Regions from separate parts of the Homo sapiens genome. Here region 1 is linked to region 2. Evidence: chromatin loops called from intact Hi-C (ENCODE). Cell type or tissue: heart right ventricle. All regions are shown on one strand. Links, peaks and the distances in the headings refer to the core of each region. The heading gives the core; the rest is flanking DNA. Region 1 has its middle 31 kb from the start of RAB14. Region 2 overlaps GSN (gelsolin).

Region 1 (2,913 bases), core at 265-2,764, 88 kb after region 2:
CAAGGCATTATTGTCTGGGGTTTTCTGTTGCTCAGTGAAGGCAAACTGAATTCCAATCGAAACAATTGCTTCAGGAACGAAGGGGTGGAATTGCTCAAGGTGACACCTAACATCTGCTCTCCAAATGTTAGACTTCCTGTCCTGAGACTCTAGGCCTTGCTAGCTATAGGTTTTAGGGTCTCTTTTGGCTATCTGTTGCTGTACAACAAACCACTCCAAAACTTTGTGGCTTTAAATAGTAAAATATTGTTATCTCTCATGGTTCTATGAGTTGGCTGGGCTCAGCTCAGTGGTTCTTGCTTGGAGTCTCTTACGAGGTTGCAGCCAGTTGCTAGGTGGGGTTGGAACCATCTGAAGGTTTAACTGGACTGGACATCAAAGATGGCATCTTTATTTGACCTCCTGTGCCTCAGTGGTCTTATTCTGTGTGCCTGGCAGAATAGCCTGGATATTTATTTATTTATTTATTTATTTAGATGGAGTCTCGCTCTGTCACCCAGGCTAGAGTGCAGTGGCGTGATCTCAGCTCACTGCAACCTCCACCTCCTGGGTTCAAGAGATTCTCCTGCCTCAGCCTCCTGAATAGCTGGGATTACAGGTGCATGCTACCACGCCCGACTAATTTTTTGTATTTTTAGTAGAGACGGGGTTTCACCATGTTAATCAGGCTGGTCTTGAACTCCTGACCTTGTGATCCACCTGCCTCAGTCTCCCTAAGTATTGGGATTACAGGCATGAGCCACCGCGCCTGGCTTGCCTGGACTTCTTATGTGGCAGCTCTGGGCTCCAAGAGGGAGGAAGAGGAGGTTGTTAGTCTTATTAAAGGCCTACCTCAGAGCTGACAGAGAGCATCACTTCTACCACATATTGTTGGTTAAGCAGTCTCAGGCCAACCCAGTATTCAAGGGCTGAGGAAACACATTTCACCTCTCAACAGAGAAGTGATAGGGAATTTGTAGCCGTCTTTAATCCACCACAAAGCCCAAGGGATGAAAACTTCTATCAGGGGACTCAACAATGGTTCCTCTGAATTGTAAGCTGAGAGTGCCATCGAGCCACTTTGTCTCCTCAGCCACAAAGCAAACATCAAGGAAAGCGGAGGTTCTTGAAAGGAAGTACCCATGAGTCTCTACTTCTATGATCCATGGAGTTTTGGTTTCCGGCCTGCCTGAGACCTAACTGTTGCCTTTCCTTTGGCAGAGTTCTTCCAATCAATTTCACAAACACAAATACTTTTTATTTTCTTGGCTCAGGATAGCAAGATTGAATAAGCTCCATAGATCTGCTGTACAATATTACATCTATAGTCGATGATACCATATCGTACACTTGAAAATTTGTTAAATGGGTAGTCCTCATGTTACGTGTTCTAATCACAATAAAATATATTTTTTAAAAAGGTTGCAAAATTGGAGTCTGCCCCTTAACTGATACGTTCATCCCTATCATGCATACACACATGGCTTTTTACTTATGTAACTCTGCCAAGAGTGCCTGAGGCTGTGAAAAAGGGATAACTGACTAACCAGCCCCACCAGATAAATCAGAAGCCTGGCTTTAATCTATACAGACTAATAATTTTTGCAATCATAGTGAGGGCCCTAAGGTGTCAAGAAGATTTTCAATCACATTTCCTAGATTTCCTCATTACATAAATGTTTCCTAAGATCCCACCAGATGCCACACCCTGTGCTCAGCACTGGACAGTCATGAAGCAGGTCCAGTCCCTGACCTCAAGGAAAACCAGTCTACATTGTACCACATTATAACAAGTTAGGTTTGGGATTATCAAATCTTCTGGTCTCTCCCATCACTTCCTCCCATATTAATCTGGAATAGCTGCAAATGCTTTTATATACATATATATATTTGAGACAGAGTCTCGCTCTGTCACCCAGGCTGGAGTGCAGTGGCATAATCTCAGTTCACTTCAACCTCCGCCTCCTGGGTTCAGGCAATTCTCCTGCCTCAGATTCCCAAGTAGCTGGATTTACAGGCACCCGCCACCATGACTGGCTAATTTTTATATTTTTAGTAGACACGGGGTTTCACCATGTAGGCCAGGCTGGTCTCAAACTCCTGAGACCGCTTTGGCACCCCAAAGTGCTGGGATTACAGGTGTGAGCTACTGCACCTGGCCTGCTTTTATATTTTTAAGATTAAAATTTTTTCCCATCTTTCCCTTCTCTCTCTCTTTTTCATGATTCCCCATCTTTAAAACAATAGAAGCCTGCCTGCTACATCACCACGAGAGCTCATACTGTAGGACTCTGTGGTCACTCTGTTGAAAATTTGCAGCACTTTCTCTTCCCTCTTCCCAGCTCTCAGTTGAATTGGCTGGAGTTCTGATACCCACTGACATTACTGTTATTTTGTTTTTTGTTTTTTCTTCTTCTTCTTCAAAATCATGTCTGAAGTTAATTACAGCTTCAAAGGGCTTTTCTGGTCAGTTTCTTCAGTTGAGGCAGTTGGTTCTGGGCTGGCTCGGTCTCCGCTACCTTCACCCAGTTCTTATTTGAAGTGTAGAGTCCTTGGTAGATAATATTAACCTAAGGCTTTCACGAGTTATCAAAGATAGAGAAGAAGGAAATCCTTTACAAGGATAGAAAAGAAGAAAAAGAAATCCAAAGTCACCTGCTTTCCTCCCAATGACATTTTCCATGGAAGGAATGCCGTTTGCTGATGAGAGTACTCTTCCACCTTCACAAGGCTCTGCAGCATTGTGGAGCGTTTTTCACAGCGAGCTCTTCTTTCTCCTTCTAAACAGTGTGACCTATGGAAAAGGACAAACATGGAGGTCAGAGAGTGCCTGATGGAATCCCAGCTTTGCTTCTCGTTGGCCCTGGACTGCCAATTGATCATGTACTAAAGGAGGAGTATAGCGATGCTTACCCTTTGGTTTTAGCGTTAGGA
Region 2 (2,913 bases), core at 101-2,600:
TAGTTGTACAGAATGATGTAGCTGTCGCCTCCATAGAACTGTCCATATGTGGCAGGGTCCACGGGCACCTTGTTGGAACCTTCGATTCTCCAGATCTGCAGGAGCAAAGCTGGAGTCAGATGCTGTGCAGCACCCCCACCCCCCAGCTCAGGCAAGCCAGGAAACCGCAGTGTGGTAGGTTGTGGTTAGGCCATGGGATGAACTTTTAATCACTTGGGCTCGGACTGGAGTTAAATGGTTTGCCCAACTCACAGAGCCACTAGAAGGCAGGGCTGGGACTCTGGGTCAGGGTTCCTGCCTGGGCTCCTCATACCATGCCCTGCCCCAGCCCGTCTGTCCTTCGCTGAGGATCGTCAAGGCAGCTCCAAAGGAATGCAGTACAGTGAGGGGAGGAGCCAGACACAGACCCCAAATCAGGCCCCTCATCCCCTTCCGGGCCATGAGACCTCAGACAACTGGCTTAACCACTCTTAGCCTCAGTTTTCCCATCTGAAAAATGGGGATAATCATAGTACCTACCTCAAAGTACTGTGAGGCTCAAACGAGATTACTCGTGAAAGTCTAGCACAGGGCCCGGCACAAAGGGACTGCTCTGTAGGTGGCAGCTGCTCTTATTGTCATAATTATTATTATTATCTTACTAATATCACCATTACCTCTATTGTTACTGAGCTGCCTGGATTCTTTCTTTTTTTCTTTTTTTTTTTTTTGTTTTTTGAGACGAGGTTTCACTCTTGTTGCCCAGGCTAGAATGCAATGACGCAATCTCGGCTCACTGCAACATCTGCCTCCCGGGTTCAATCAATTTTTCTGTCTCAGCCTCCCGAGTAGCTGGGATTACAGGTGCCTGCCACCATGGCCAGCTAAGTTTTGTATTTTTAGTAGAGACGGGGTTTCACCATGTTGGCCAGGCTGGTCTCGAACTCCTGACCTCAGGTGATCCACCCGCCTCGGCCACCCAAAGTGCTGGGATTACAGGCGTGAGCCACTGTGCTGGGCCTGCCAGGAATTTCATAGGTCACCTGCAGAGGCAGGGACACCACGAGGCAACCTCAGTGTGACCCCTGCTGGCAGGTCTCCGCAGCGTTCTGGTGACACTGCTTTTTCCAAGTGGTCACGAGGCCCGGCAGCGCCACCTGGTGGAGCTATGGAGACACGGAGTCGTCCAAGTCCTGGGAAACAGAATCCTAGAATCTCTGGATTTTGAACATTCTTGAAGGTGATGGAGTGGGATGAAACCCCACTTTACAAGTGAGAAAGTGAAGCTCAAAGAGGTTATGTAACTTGCCCAAAGTCTCACAGTCAGGCTGCCAGGGGTCTTACCACACCGCCCCACCCGAAATATTTTCATTGCATTCTCCCTAGCCACTGAAGCAACAAATGAATGCTAGCACCAAACCAAAAACAATAATATATAAAAATGAACACTTTGTTATTCCTATCATTAGGAACGGAGTCAAGTTTGCCTGAGGCGGATTCTACCTCCTAAACACCTCTGAACCCCACACCCCTCTTCCCCTTCTCCACTGTGACCTTCTTAGTCTCAAGGTCATCATCTTTCCCCTACAGTATTAGAACAAGCTCCTTATAAGCTCTCTACCTTCATTTTCCTGCCTCCAATCCATTTTCTTAGTTTTCTTTTTATTTTTCTTTTATTTATTTTTTAACTGATTTTTTTCTTCTAATGATATCCTGGAGTCATATTCCAACCCATTTTCACAGTGAGTTTCTAAAGCAGGTGGCCGGGCGCAGTGGCTCATGCCTGTAATTCCAACACTTTGGGGGGCCGAGGCAGGAGGATTGCTTGAGCCCAGGAGTTTGAAATTAGCCCGGGCAACATAGCGAGACCCTGTCTCTATTAAAAAAAAAAAAAAAGATAAAGCATAAATCTGAGCCTGTTGCATGTCTGATTTAATAAAAAGAAAAACCCCTCACTAGCACCCACTGGTTAGAGGATCAAGTCTACACCCTTGAAATTGGCATTCAAGGCCCCTCCCTGGGGATGCCATCAGCACTAGCCCCCTGGGATAGCTCCCTCCTTTCCGAACATAGCGAGTCCCTCCTGGAATGCCCATCACTCTCCGCTCTTCCTCTCCGGCAGCAAAGCTCTACTCCTCCTCTGAGACCCAACCCAAAGGTTCCCATCTCTGTGCAGGCTGCCCTGACCAACCACCCCCACTGCTTCCTGTGTCTGCACAATCCCCTGTGCTCCCTCCCATCTTCCACTGATCACACAGGTCTGTGGCTATGGTCAACTCCCCTCCCAGACCAGGCACTCCTCGGGGCAAGGTGGGGCCAAGACACTTGGCTCAGGGCCTGATACACAGGGTGCATTGGCTGTAAAAACTAAGTAACACCAAAGAATCTCAGCTACCAAAGTTGTGCAAACCTCAGAGAGAAACCTCCTTGGGGAAGCAAGAGGCAGTGCATGGGGAAAGTGAGGGAGGGGCCTGGACACACCCACCCCACGCCCTAAACGTACCTGTTTCTGGCCTGTGCCATCGTCATCCATGCCGTGCTGGGCGGCCATGGCAGTGGAGGTGTGCAGGGTGGCGGCGTCGAAGGGCACCCGCTCCACGTTGGCGATATGGCTGGAAAGGTAGGACAAGCCCAGGCCATCTGTCTGGTCTGGGTCCCGCCAGTTCTTGAAGAACTGCTTGAACAGTGGGGTCTCACCGCCCTCAGGAAGGACCGAGACCTGGGGAGGGGAGGCAGAGGAGCAGGATGTGGCTGGGCTGCCCAGCAGGGGTCCCCAGGGGAGCCTCAGATACCCCATCCACACTGAGGGTGGGACACCCGCCCTACTCCAGCCCATCCCCTCCAAACAGGACCCACCCCTTCCCATCCTACCTGGCCTCCAAGACTCACCTGAGTCTGCTTGGGGTAGTCCATCTTGGTGATGAAGTCAGAGGC

The links. Hi-C counts contacts between places; a loop is a spot of excess contacts. Peaks named below come from ENCODE experiments on the same cell type or tissue, not always from the same donor. Only the 100,000 strongest peaks of a DNase experiment are listed, where the experiment ranks them.
Region 1: it touches region 2 in a loop (3-fold over the local background); 14 of 110 quality-filtered maps call a loop at or near these places.

The regions. Positions count from the first base shown.
Region 1 is chr9:121,231,025-121,233,937 of GRCh38, reverse strand. It overlaps a transcript of GSN not described here. Among named protein-coding and RNA genes, the nearest start is that of RAB14, 31 kb to the right of the region's middle. In heart right ventricle, for the core only: no CTCF peak of the experiment used is centred there; no DNase peak of the experiment used is centred there.
Region 2 is chr9:121,318,450-121,321,362 of GRCh38, reverse strand. GSN (gelsolin) reads right to left here. Exons shown (of 18, transcript NM_198252.3): 9 at 2,869-2,913; 10 at 2,483-2,698; 11 at 1-95. Among named protein-coding and RNA genes, the nearest start is that of GSN-AS1, 34 kb to the right of the region's middle. In heart right ventricle, for the core only: a CTCF peak has its summit at 1,117 (motif pointing left); DNase peaks (open chromatin) are centred at 172, 1,102, 2,082 and 2,302; H3K27ac peaks cover 2,500 bases.